2 separate regions of the Homo sapiens genome follow, and region 1 is linked to region 2. The links are chromatin contacts, found by Hi-C or POLR2A ChIA-PET in ENCODE. All regions are on one chromosome and are shown on one strand. The core of a region is the stretch at or near the end of the contact, and the rest is flanking DNA. Distances in the headings are between cores, read along the strand shown. Region 1 overlaps AKAP13 (A-kinase anchoring protein 13). Region 2 has its middle 62 kb from the start of MIR7706.

Evidence for each region. Hi-C counts contacts between places; a loop is a spot of excess contacts on that map. ChIA-PET counts read pairs that join two places held with the same protein, here RNA polymerase II (POLR2A). Pooled maps may share reads with other maps.
Region 1: a pooled map shows a loop between it and region 2 (2.5-fold over the local background). The contact joins two enhancer-like sites. A Hi-C loop is called at or near these places in 2 of 50 pooled maps. POLR2A ChIA-PET finds 5 or more read pairs at or near these places in 5 of 52 experiments (MCF 10A, OCI-LY7, Panc1 and 2 more).

Annotation. Positions count from the first base shown.
Region 1 is chr15:85,643,686-85,650,503 of GRCh38, forward strand. AKAP13 (A-kinase anchoring protein 13) reads left to right here. Exons shown (of 37, transcript NM_007200.5): 10 at 2,133-2,269. Among named protein-coding and RNA genes, the nearest start is that of LINC02883, 110 kb to the right of the region's middle. Within about 2 kb of position 2,951, at least 4 of the 41 ENCODE cell types and tissues checked have a DNase peak (open chromatin) inside an H3K27ac peak, as active enhancers do.
Region 2 is chr15:85,314,781-85,321,465 of GRCh38, forward strand. No RefSeq gene overlaps it. Among named protein-coding and RNA genes, the nearest start is that of MIR7706, 62 kb to the right of the region's middle. RefSeq lists an enhancer at 3,725-3,824. Within about 2 kb of position 3,516, at least 7 of the 41 ENCODE cell types and tissues checked have a DNase peak (open chromatin) inside an H3K27ac peak, as active enhancers do.

The sequences.
Region 1 (6,818 bases), core at 1,701-4,200, 330 kb after region 2:
AACCTATTGCTAAGAAGCCCCGTTTTAGTGAAGCTCTGTAGCTCACACTCACTGGTCTTTGCCCCTGGAACAGTACAGAGGGAATCTGTGACAGTCTTTAGGCACATTTTCTTCAAGCTCCTCGGCAAGCTGTATGTATCTCAGACGGTTTGACTGTCGTGACCCCATTACTACGTACACATTTTTGTTTATCAGTGTTCTACTTGAGATGTTATTTAGGAACAAGTACAGTCCCGAGGGTGTGGTCTGGATGGCACATAGCGACAGGACTGTCCCCGTTTTGGATGCCCGTGTACTATTTACTAATAGAGACTAAAACTATTAGTGTTTCTTTGGTTTTGTCATCACCTTGTACTGTCAGTTCCTTTTGAATTTGCTTCCCCCAAAACCTCCAAGTAGAGTTCTCTTTAACTCCTAGATAGCCAGGTTTCTTGCCCTGTCCCTCATCATTTAGTGTCACCTACAAATTTGATAAAGCATGCCTACCTGGTTGTCCAAATAACACATTAACTTGCTTACAAAAACAGAGATGCATGACTTTTATCTTCTTTTTTTTTTTTTTTGGAAATGAAGTTGCTCTCTGTCACCTAGGCTGGAGTGCAATGGCGTGATCTTGGCTCACTGGGCTCACTGCAGTCTCCGCTTCCCGGGTTCAAGCGATTCTTCTGCCTCAGCCTCCCAAGTAGCTGGGATTACAGGCACCTGCCACCATGCCTGGCTAATTTTTTGTATTTTTAGTAGAGACGGGGTTTCACCATGTTGACCAGGCTGTTCTCGAACTCTGGCCGCAGGTGATCCGCCTGCCTCAGCCTCCCAAAGTGCTGGGATTACAGGCTTGAGCCACCATGCCCGGCCATGACTTTTATCCTTAAAACTTCTTAGGGCCAGGCCCAGTGGCTCACACCTGTAATCCCAGCACTTTGGGAGGCTGAGGCAGGTGGATCACATGGTCAGGAGATGGAGATCATCCTGGCTAACACGGTGAAACCTCATCTCTACTAAAAATACAAAAAAAAAAAAAAAAAAAAAAATTAGCCAGGCATGGTGGCACGTGCCTGTAGTCCCAGCTACTCAAGAGGCTGAAGCAGGAGAATCGCTTGAACCCAGGAGGCGGAAGTTGCAAAAACTTATTGAAGGAAGCTCATATCCACTCAGTAATGGACTTGGGTTCTTGGTTTCACCATCCACAAATCTCTTTAACCGTGTTGGTACCCAGTCACATGTCACTTTTGTTTACAAAGTTAATAGCCTGGGCAACATGCCAAAACCCCATCTTTACAAAAAATAAACTGGACTTGGTGGCGTGTGCCTGCATTCTCAGCTACTTGGGAGGCTAAGGTGTGAGGATTGCTTGAGCCCAGGAGGTGGAGGTTGAAGTGAGCTGAGATCATGTCACCGTAGTACAGCCTGAGCAACAGAACGAGAACTTGTCTCAAAATAAACAACACAAAACAGAAAAGCAAAGTTAATAAGAGAGAATACCTTGCTTATTTCAAGCTACTAAGTTTTTAGGCTTCCTCAATGTACAAAGGTAGTATTTCTGTCACAGACCCCTCCCTCTAGCTTGCCAGGGTCCCTGTTCTAGTTATTGAACCGAAAACATTCTAAATGATAAATTTTTCCACTTTGGCATATTATGCCCCCAATTTAAGAGCTATTTATGGTAAGAAAAGTTAAATTATATTTCTGTTATTACTCAGTAGAACCTATAAGTTTAAAACAAACCCCATCACATAGTTGCTAGTAAAAGACTTTGGATTTTGAAGACAAAAGAAAAAAAATGCCCTCACTACCATGAGGAAAGCATTACCATTCAGGTATCTAAATAGAAGTAGAATATGCTTCTAAATCATCCTTTTATCTTTCTGTACCTAATATAAACGTGGCAGATGCATGATTGTCCTGTAGGAGCTATTTCAACCTAGAATTGGAGTAGCAGAGCTACTAATTTGACTGTGTCCTTTTATAGCTTCTTAATTTTGAAAAAAAGAAATAAGGAGGGAAGGAAGAGAAAAGAGTGAGAGAGAGATTTAAAAGACTGGTTGCTGGGGTGAAAAGGAAGTGGTTCTTTTTGTTTTTTGGTTTTTTTGTTTTTTTTTTTTCAATATTGGTGAATAAATTCTCTTTTTCAGAATGTGAGAACTTCCTGGATGTTGGACTGGGCAGAGAGTGTACCTCAAAACAAGGTGTACTTAAAAGAGAATCTGGGAGTGATTCTGACCTCTTTCACTCACCCAGTGATGACATGGACAGCATCATCTTCCCAAAGGTACTGTGTGGACCTTCCTTTCATTTTTGTCACACGGCTTTTGTGTTCCTATTTGGGCTTCCCAAACTCTTTTCCAACTTTTTCCCCCTCTTGTGCTCTCCTGTTTCCCTAAATATGTAACTCCTGCTAGTAAGTTGTGATCCAGCTAGCCTTGTAGGGCCTCACTCACTCTGAGAGGCATGTAAATGTTCTTTGGAGAAGGAAGCGCCAGATTACCAGGGTTTAGAAAAAGGCACTGGGCTGGGCATGGTGGCTCACGCCTGTAATCCCAACACTTTGGGAGGCTGAGGTGGGCGGACCCCTTGAGGTCAGGAGTTCGAGACCAGCCTGGCCAACATGGTGAAACCCCATCTCTACTAAAAATATAAAAATTAGCTGGACGTGCTCACTTGAACCCAGGAGGTGGAGGTTGCAGTGAGTCAAGTTCGCGCCACTAAACTCTAGCCTGGGTGGCAGAGCGAGACTCTGTCTCCAAAAACAAAAAAAAGGGAAAGAAAAAAGCATTGGCCAAAGTTATTTAATGTGAAATTGTGGCCAGTTAAATACAGATTTTGAAGCTCACTTGGGAGTCAGAAGAAATGGAAGTTCCTTTAGAATTAATTAAGTCAGATGACAGTGAACACTTCTCAGTGGGCAGCAAGGACCGCAGCTCAGACTATATGATGTCATATTTATAAACCAGCTGTAGAGTCATTTCTGGTTAATGTGTTTAGGCCTGAAGCTTCCTGCTGAGTGTGGTCATATCACTCATCCTCATCTAGCCTGCCTAATTGGAACTTTCTAGATCTCTGCAATAGAGCCCTTCCACATGAATCAGCTCACATTTGCATATAATTGGAGGCTGCCTAAGGGAGGTGGGGAATGGGGGTAGTTTGCTTTCTTTTGCTTATATTTGTTTCTAGTGGCAGCAAGTTCTGTTTTGCTCACCTGAGAAGAATAGAGGGCTTTCCCCACAGCAGAGATGGCAAATGCTACTCAATTATATGCCACAAGTGGTTTTCTTAATGGTAAGGAGGTGAAGAGGCGGAAACACTGTTGCATCTACCAACACGGTTCCTTCTAGTTTTATAATGAGCTCGGAGAAGTGGTGAGAGCAGTTGTGTTAGTGGGTGATTAGGTTGTCCAAGATGGTGAATGATGCTGTGTAGAAGTTACAAGAATAGGCCGGGTGTGGTGGCTCATGCATGTAATCCCAGCACTTTGGGAGGCCAAGGCGGGTAGATCACTTGAGGTCAGGAGTTCGAGACCAGCCTGGAAATGGTGAAAACCCGTCTCTACTAAAAATACAAAAAAATTAGCTGGGCATGGTGGCGCGTGCCTGTAACCTCAGCTACTCTGGAGGCTGAAGCAGGAGAATTGCTTGAACCCAGGAGGTGAAGGCTGAAGTGAGCTGAGATCACACCACTGCACTGCAGCCTGGGCAACAGGAGTGAAACTCCATCTCAAAAGTAAAAATAAAATAAAATAGAAGTTACAAGAAAAGAGACCTAAAGATTTGGGAATCAGGAGCATATCAGTGCCTCTGTGAATGTACCCTGTGTGCCTTCCTTTCATTTTTGGCCTTCCCTGACTTTTTTTTTTTTGAACTCATTGTCTTCCCAAGGTCTTTGGAAAGACTTATTTAATATGATGCAAACTTAAGGATTTCTATCATTGTCACTCATAGTGACTTGACAAAAAATTCTATGAAGTAAAAACTCCACATTTAGGACCGGGCGCAATGGCTCACGCCTGTAATCCCAGTACTTTGGGAGGCTGAGGCGGGCTGATCATGAGGTCAGGAGATCGAGACCATCCTGGCTAACACGGTGAAACCCCATCTCTACTAAAAATAGTGGTGGCGGGCACCTGTAGTCCCAGCTACTCGGGAGGCTGAGGCAGGAGAATGGCGTGAACCCGGGAGGCGGAGCTTGCAGTGAGCCGAGATTGTGCCACTGCACTCCAGCCTGGGCGACAGAGCGAGACTCCATCTCAAAAAAACAAAAAACAAAACAAAAAAAACTCCACATTTAGAAGATCTGCCTTTCTCTTTACTTAGGAAAAGAGAAATCAATAGTTTTATGTTATTTTATTTTTTTTTTAATAATATCAGAATTTAGGTAATTTCCACTGCGACTTTCGAGGTTTTAATTGTAAGGAATTCTGTTCCCCGCAAGGGGAATACCATTCTGAAGATATGTGTCGCTAAAAACATACTGAGATAAACAGATTAGATAGTATCTCTAAGTTCCAGCTTTAAAATGGGATCATTGATAATCATTGAAACTAGGTCATGGATATACAGAGATTTGTTAAACATTTATATATGTTTGAAAATTTTAACGTAAAAAGTTTTTTAAAAATGGAAGTGTCTTTGTTAAGAAATACTTCCTTGCAACCTCCTAGGTGCATGACAGCTTGTGCCTGGATGTTACCATCTCTGCAGACTCAGAGTTACTTCTGGTCACTTAATTGAATGGTTTTCTTAGCTAAGGAGAATTAGAATTTTCTATATTTCGCCGTCTTATTTTCCCAGAACCATTTACAAAATTGCTCATATAAATGGCCTGTGCTAGATTTGGAAGATTTTTTTTTTCAAGAATATTAGACATATAATTTTTAAAAGTTGAAGGAGGCCAGGCGTGGTGGATCTTAGCATTTTGGGAGGCTAAGGCAGGAGGATCACTTGAGTCAAGGAGTTTGAGATCAGCCTGGGCCAATATAATGGGACCTTGTCTCTACAAAAAATACCAAAATTAGCCAGACATGGTGGTGCACACCTGTGGTCCCAGCTATTCAGGAGGCTGAGGTGGGAAGATCACTTAAGTGTAGGAGGTTAACGCTGCAGTGAGCCGTGATGGCACCACTGCACTCCAGCCTGGGCGACAGAGCAAGACCCTGTCTCAAAAATAAATAAATAAATAACACCTACATTTTATACTAGACTGCTTAGGGAAAACCAGAAATGGTAGCTTCACTTTCACCTCCTCATGCATGCTTGAGAATGTCTGCATGGCCTGAGAAGAGATGGGGAGGATTTTTCTCTTAGTGTTTTTGCTGTACCAAAGTAGCCTGTGACCAGGAGAGGCTTTGCAATAAATGTTTGCTCTAGCATTAATAAAACCAAGGGCTGACTTACAAAAAGGAGAGAGACTAATATTGACAGGATACTTACTGTACAGTAGGTACTGAACTAAATTTTTAAAATATTTGATCTCAATTTGTCTGCCCAGCAACCCTGACAAGTGGGTGGTTTTATGCTCTTGAGGAAATAGAGGCACTGATAGGTAAAGAAATGTATCCAGAATTACTTAGTGGGTGAGCAGCCAACTTGAGGTTTGCATCTAGGCCTGACTCTAAAATCTGTTCATTTTTTATTTTACTCTCAACCTCCCCAAACCTGCTCTAATAGCCAGTGATTAAATAAAAGCGTGGCACTGGCAGATAGGCCATCAGCTGCTTCCTTAAAAGTCTTCCTCAGTGGTCACCCCCAGAGTGTGCTATGCAAAATATCAGAATGTCTTGCAGTTTGTTCCCAGGTTCTAACCCTCTTCTCCATCTCTAAAAAATAATCTGTAGGCGAGACATTGCAACATCTTTTTCTGTGAACCATGAGTGGTACATGAGGTCACTTCCTGCAGCCATTTGTGTCTCTGGCCTCACAGAGGTCTTTAACAGCCCGTAACGTTTGTCGTGACCTTTTCACCTTAACCCTGTCTTTCCATTCAGTATGCCTCCTGGTAAATGACTCTTTAGTGAGTGTTATGAGCTTCACGTTTATTCTCATGAATATGTGTGGGTTCCTAAGGTCTTTAATCAATAGCATAAAATTTAGATTTTATTTTTAAAGTGAAAAGAAATCCTAGGATTCTTTTTGGCACTAGCTAAGAGAGAAAGTACGATTATAAAATATACATGATCTAGGCCACTCTACTATCCAAAAGGATAATTAAAGTCTACAGGAAATATTAATAGTTGCTGCCTGTCTTCCCAAAGAGAGGTAAATCAAGGTCCTTCCATGTTATTTTTCTTCCCCAGGTTAGCAGATGTATCTACAATTGATTTAAAAAAATCAGAATGACTTATATAAGATACAAAACCTAAAGGGAACATCCTTCTTTCATGTGTTGTAGTTTTTCTCAGGTCCTTGATCCCCAAGCCAAAAAATTACTTAAAAAAAAACAATAAACCTTTTTGAGATAAAAATAAATGTAAGCCAGGCATGCTGGTTCACACTTGTAATCCCAACACTTCGGGAGGCTGAAGTGGGAGGACTGCTTGAGTCCAGGAGATTGACACCAGCCTGGGCAACATAGTGAGAACCTGTCTCCAGTAAAAAATTTAAAAATTAGCCAGGCATGGTGGCACACGTCTGTAGTCCCAGCTACTTGGGAGGCAGAGGCGAGAGGATCACTTGAGCCTTGAAGTTCAAGGCTGCAATGAGCTGTGATTGTGCAACTGCACTCCAGCCTGGGCAACAGAGGGAGATGCTGTCTTAAAAATAAATAAAAGTAAATGTATTTACAGAATCCTAATTAAGAAAATGACAATTGCGGCTGGGCGTGGTGGC
Region 2 (6,685 bases), core at 2,266-4,765:
TATTCGACTTTTCCACATTGAGCATGATTCATTGAAGTTTTTGTTATACTGAAGCGTGGTTCTCCTCCTCTGCTGGCACTGGTATGTCATCGCCTCTGGGCTGCTTAGAAGACTCCTTTAGCATGTGCTATTTCCATAGCACCTCTCTGCAACCTTCATCTTTCTTTGTGAGTCTCTTCCTCCTGACCATGTGGTAGCTCCATTCTGAAACCAGAATTATAAATAAATAAAGACTTGGATTTGCCTCTGTCTTTCCCCACACTTAATACTTCCTGCTCCTGTTCACCAAGGAGGAGATTTTCTCCCAACCAGTGACTTCAGCTTCAATTAGGAGTTCCAAAGCAATCCTGGCACTCTTGGCTTTAGCATCCTTTCTCAAATGTCTTGGAATAACTGCCAAGCACTGTATTGGAGACCATAACATTACCTAGGATCTCCCAGGGACCAAGAACCACTGTCTCCTTGAATTCTGGATGATCTGCTACTTCACAATAAGTTCCAAACTCATAAAGAGTATCCAAAGCCCCAGAGTTTGAGGGTAATCTTTGTTTCCCTCCTTGTTCAAGACAGTACATTTTACTGACCTGGTATATTCTTTATCTATTGCTGCATTGAAAATTACTCCAGTTGGGCTACAGTCAACACAAGGTTCAACTGGGACAAGATATACTTCCAAACTCATCCGGTGGCTGTTGGCAGGTTTCACTTCCTTTTGGGCCGTTGGGCTGAGGACCCAGTTCTCTGCTGGATGCTGACTAGAAGCTGCCCTGGATTTCTTGCCTTGCAGGTTCCTCCAACATGGCAGCTGGTTTCAGCATCAAAGCACACAAGCCAAGAAGTCAATAGAGAGGAGAAAGCAGCAGCAAGAGAGATTCCTAGCAAAGTAGAAATCACAACCTCTTGCAACCTCATCATGAAAGTGACATCCCATTGCTTTTGTCATATTCCATTCATGAGAAGCAGGTCAATAGGTCTGGCCTGAACACAAGGGGAGGAGCTTACCTAAAGAGGTAAGGACCAGGAGTTAGAGAGCACTGCAATATATCTTAGGAGTCTGCCTACCGCACGAGGCCTCACCATCAGTCCAAAAGTCCCCTTCAGTTTTTCCCAGGAGATCTAGCAGGACCTCAGGCAACCTGGACTTCAAATGACCCCTTCTGCTATCCCTAGTTCTATATGTAGCAGCCCAGACACATTAATTTCTACTTTCCAAAGTTGTTCTTCTGTCCTCTACTTGTCACACCATCAAATTTAGTTTGGGCTTTCAGAGAATGAAAATGGCAGACAGACAAAAGGAAAGCTTATCTGAAGTTTAAGATTTTAAGGATGCTGCCAGTTTCCAAAAGCAATTCTACCCTGGTAAAATAAAATCCTTATTCTGCTCGTCCAGGACACTTGACCCAGAGCCCAACAAGGCGGTATTCCCGTTCACACTCACTGAAGCCACTCTGTCTTCCTGCAAGAGTTATCTTGGCCCTAGTCTGTAGCTCATCTCCTACAGGGGCACTTAAAAGGAAACAACAGTTCTTGGTCCAAAGCAATAAAGAGACAAGTGAGTCATAACAGTCTGGGTTCTTCACCAGCATAAGCGCTTCCATGAATCGCCTCTATAAAAACCCTGCCCTTCTAGCCCAAGCCGTGTTCCAAGTTCCAAAACCTTCCATTCAAGGGTTTTATAACTCAGCCCTGTGCTCAGAAATGTCACTGCACATAAGAGGGCCTTTGATCTCTGGCCATACCCAAGCCCATAGTCTGCAGCGAAGCGTGCTTTGATAACTATCTAAAGAGAAAAGCACTTTGGTTTCCTCTCATCTATTTCTATTCTACTTTTAATAAGCTGCTTAGCTTCAGGCGTCTGCCCTCTGCCCTCCAAGCTTCATCTCAACCAGAAGTAAAACAGGCTTGTGGTTGTGTGCTTTGAGAGCTCATGAAATAACAATAGTGGTAGCAAACACCAATAAAGGGCTTACTACGTGCCAGGCACCATCCTAAGTAGTTTCTGTAGGTTATCCTATGTAGGTTTTCACAGATGAGGAAATGGAAGCATAGAAAGGCACTGAGTGACTAGCTTTCTGATGAAGTCACAGTCAGAGAAACAGAGCCAGAAGTTAAAATCAAGCAACGCATCTCCAAAATGCATCTTACCCCTGTGCAATGAAAGAGAATACAAGCCCCCTCAGAGAAGGGAAAATATGAAGTCAGAAATACGAGTATTTCTTTAATAAGAGAGAAGATTTGCAGCAAACTCCTTCAATCTAGAAACACTTTCTTTTTCCAGGTACTGTGTTAGAAATCCCTTCAGTAGGAAAACTAAATGGGCAAGTCTTTAAACCAAACCAAAATGTTTCCTGAGCTTTCAATGAATCAAATTGAACTCAAGGCCCCAAGTCTGAATAAATTATGCCCTAAGATCTGTCAGAAGCAGTAGATTTCTTCTATTGGGTTTTTCTTCCATTCGATATAAAGACATAAGCGCTCTGTTGCTGCCCAATTGCTTTATTAAAAAAAAAACATATATATATATATATATATATATATATATATATATTTGAGACGGAGTCTCGCTCAGTCGACCGGGCTGGAATGCAGTGGCAGGATGTTGGCTAAGTGCAACCTCTGCCTCCCACGTTCAAGTGATTCTTCTGCCTCAGTCTCCCAGGTAGCTGGGATTACAGGCTCCCACGACCACGCCCAGCTAATTTTTGTATTTTTAGTAGAGATGAGGTTTCACCATGTTGTCCAGGCTGGTCGCAAACTCCTGACCTCAAGTGATCTGCCCACCTCAGCCTCCCAAAGTACTGGGATTACAGGCATGAGCCACCATGCCCGGTACAGAAACTTTCTTACTCATTTGAATTGAAAACTTCTATGTTTTTAAAGCATATTTTCATTAAGTGTGGAAATTCATAAAATACGGTTAGGTAGGAAGACGATGTTCACAAATTAGGTTTATAATCTATCATTTCAAACTTCGCTGTATTCAAAAATTAGTTATCTAAAATTAACTCCAGAGAAGTTTGTATGTACAAATAGTTGTTATAACAAAAGCTACCTTTCTTTTCTCAATCCGTGTCATGTGGATCTAAGCCCCTGCCTCAGAAATGGGGTGGGCATGTGTGTCCTCTTGGTGAGACCACTCTACCGCCCTAGCCAATGTGATTGCTTCAGAGATGGTTACATAGCCCTAGCTGGACCATTAAAAGTCTCCAAACCTTTGCTGGAATTATTGAGAGAGAGAGCATTCAAAAAGAACTCAGTATATAAAAAATACTGGAGTTAATAAGCAAGTAAAATATTAACAGAAGACTGTATATGCCCCAGGCCACCAGATGGGGGAGAGTGCACCTGAAAAGAGGCCAATACAGAAGAAAGCAGATAGAAATAGCTTCCAATGATCCTGTGGGGGCCTGGATCCAGCTGTACCTGAATCTCCTCCAATGCTATGCAGTTACATATGCCAGTAAGTCTTTTTTGCCTTTAAATCTGTGCATTGGGTTTCTGCTCCTTGTAACCTAGGGAGTCCTGACTAGTTCCTAGGAGCAGGTGTGCTTCCAGATCCTGTTCAGTTGCTACTGACCACAGCAGGTAGTGTGAAATGACACCCCAGAGAGCTGTGTATTTCAATGCCACACCCACATTCTGGGTGTGCCTGTGAAAGCAATCCAGCAGCAGTGTGCACAGCTGGAGCTGACTTAAGAGCTCCTAGGAAGGCCCAACCCTACAGCTAAAGGTCATGTAAAGACGTTGTGGAGAGATAATAAACAACACACACATACGCACCCATTAGGCAAAAATACCACATATTTTCTTCTCAGAGGAAATAACCATGAGCAAAGTATGGATATGAGTCAGTAACTGACTATAATTAGGGGCTTCCCTCCCACCCCAGTAACATCTGAATCAAGGCAGAGGACATTCCAGCAGTCCAGCAGTTGGTAAAGAACTAACCACATCTTTCTTGATGTTTCCTGTGACTCGATCCTTGCAGAACAGGGCACTGCAAGTCAGAAAATAGCTTCCTAGGAGAATTTAATACTAAGGAATTGGGAGTTTCCTCCGTCTATCAGAACCAAAATCATTCTACCTTAAGCCTTGGGGTTTGGAGCTCAACATAACCCAAGCATCCACTCTAGGAATCCCCCATCTGCTGCATAACTTTGGGTCCATTTGTATTTCAAAACTCTATTATGACTAGATATCCATATGCAGAAGAATGAAACTAGGCCCCTATCTCTCACCATATATAAAAATCAAATCAGCCAATTGCAGTGGCTCATGCCTGTAATCCCAGCACTTTGGGAGGCCGAGGCGGGCGGATCACCTGAGGTCGGGAGTTCGAGACTAGCTTGACCAACATGGAGAAACCCTGTCTCTACTAAAAATGCAAAACTAGCTGGGCGTGGTGGCACATGCCTGTAATCCCAGCTATGCAGGAGGCTGAGGCAGGAGAATCGCTTGAACCCAGGAGGCAGAGGTTGCGGTGAGCCGAGATCATGCCATTGCACTCCAGCCTAGGCAACAAGAGCGAAACTCAGTCTCAAAAAAAAAAAAAAATCAAATGAAAATGGATTAAAGACTTACATCTAAGACCTGAAGCCATAAAACTACTAAAAGAAAACACTGGGGAAATGTTCCAGGACATTGCTCTGGGCAAATGTTTCCTGAGTAAGACCTTAAAAGCACAGGCAACCAAAGCAAAAGTGGACAACTGGGAACATCTCAAGCTAAAAAGTTTCTGCACAGCAAAAGAAACAATCAACAAAGTGAAGAGACAACTCACAGAGGGGAGAAAATATCTGCAAACTACCCATCTGACAAAGGATTAATAACCACAATATATAAGGAGCTCAAACAACTCTATAGCAAAAAAAGAAAAATCCAATTTAAAAATGGGCAAAAGATCGGAATAGACATCTCTCGAAAGAAGACATACAAACGAGGCTGGGCACCATGGTTCACGCCTGTAATCCCAGCACTTTAGGACGTCAGGGCGGGCAGATCGCTTGAGGTCAGGGGTTCGAGACCAGCCTGGCCAATATGGCAAAATCCCCATCTCTACTAAAAATACAAAAATTACCTGGGCGTGGTGGCATGTGCCTGTAATCCCAGCCACTCAGGAGGCTGAGGCAGGAGAATTGCCTGAACCTGGGAGGTGAAGGTTGCAATGAGTTGAGATCACACCACTGCTCTCCAACCTGGGCAATGGAGCAAGACCCTGTCTCAAAAAAAAAAAAAAAAAAGACATATAAATGACCAACAGTTATATGAAAAAATCCTCAATCTCATTACTCATAAGAGAAATGCATATCAAAACTACAATGAGATATCACCTCACCCCAGTTAAAATAGCTCTTATCCAAAAGACAGGCAGTAATGAATGTTGGCAAGGATGTGGAGAAAGGGAAACCCTCATTCACTGGTGGTGAGAATGCAAATTAGTACAGACAAGGTGGAGAACAGTATGAAGGTTTCACAAAAAATCTAAAAATATAATTACCATACGATCCAGCAATCCCACTGTTGGGTATACACCCAAAGAAAGGAAAGCAATATATCGAAGAGATATCTACACTCTTATGCGCTCTTATCTGCACTTACGTTTATCGCAGCACTATTCACAGCCAAGGTAGAGAATCAACCTAAATGTTCACCAACAAATGAATGGATCAAAAAATGTGATACATATACACAATGGAATATTATTTGGCCATGAAAAAAGAATGAGATACTGTCATCTGCAACAATACGGATGGAACTGGAGGACATTATGTTAGGTGAGATAAGCTAGGCACAAAAAGACAAATATCACATGTTATCACTCATATGGGGGAGCAGAAAAAAAATTGAACTCTTGGAGATAGAGAGTAGAAGGATGGTTACCAGAGGCTGGGAAGGGTAGTGGGGTCAGGGACAAAGATGAGTTGGTCAATGGGTAAAAAATACAGTTAGGTAAAAAAAATGAGATCTAGTGTTTGACATCACAATAGGGAAACAATAGCTAACAATAATTATTTCATATTTCAAAATCAATGAAAGAGTAGAATTGGAATGTTCCTAACACAAAGAAATGATAAATGTTTGAAGTGATGGATATCCCAGTTACCCTGATTTGATCATTACACATTATATGCTTGTATCAAAATATCACATGTATCCCCGTAAATACATACAGCTATTATGTATCCATAAAAATTAAAAATAATTTTTAAAAACTGTATTACAATATAGATAATAGACAAAAATGTATTAAATGTATATGTACACTTTCATTTGAGACAGGGTCTCAGTTGCCCAGGCTGCAGTGCAGTGATGCAATCTTGGCTCACTTGCAGCCTCAACTTTCTGTGCTCAAGCGACCCTCCCACCTCAGCCTCCCAAGTAGCTGGGACTACAGGCACATGCCACCACACCCAGCTAATTTTTGCATTTTTTGTAGAAATGGGATTTTTCCATGTTGCTCAGGCTGGTCTCAAACACCTGAACTCAAGCGATCTGCCGGCTCCGGCCTCCCAAAGTGTTGGGATTACAGGCGTGAGCCACCAGGCCCAACCTACACTTTCAAAATAGTACGAATTACACAACAATGTACCCATCACCTAGGCTGAGAAATATTAATACATTATAAGTCATTTTAAAGTCTACTCCCTGCCCTTCCCTAATTACACCCTGTTCTCCCTCACTCCCC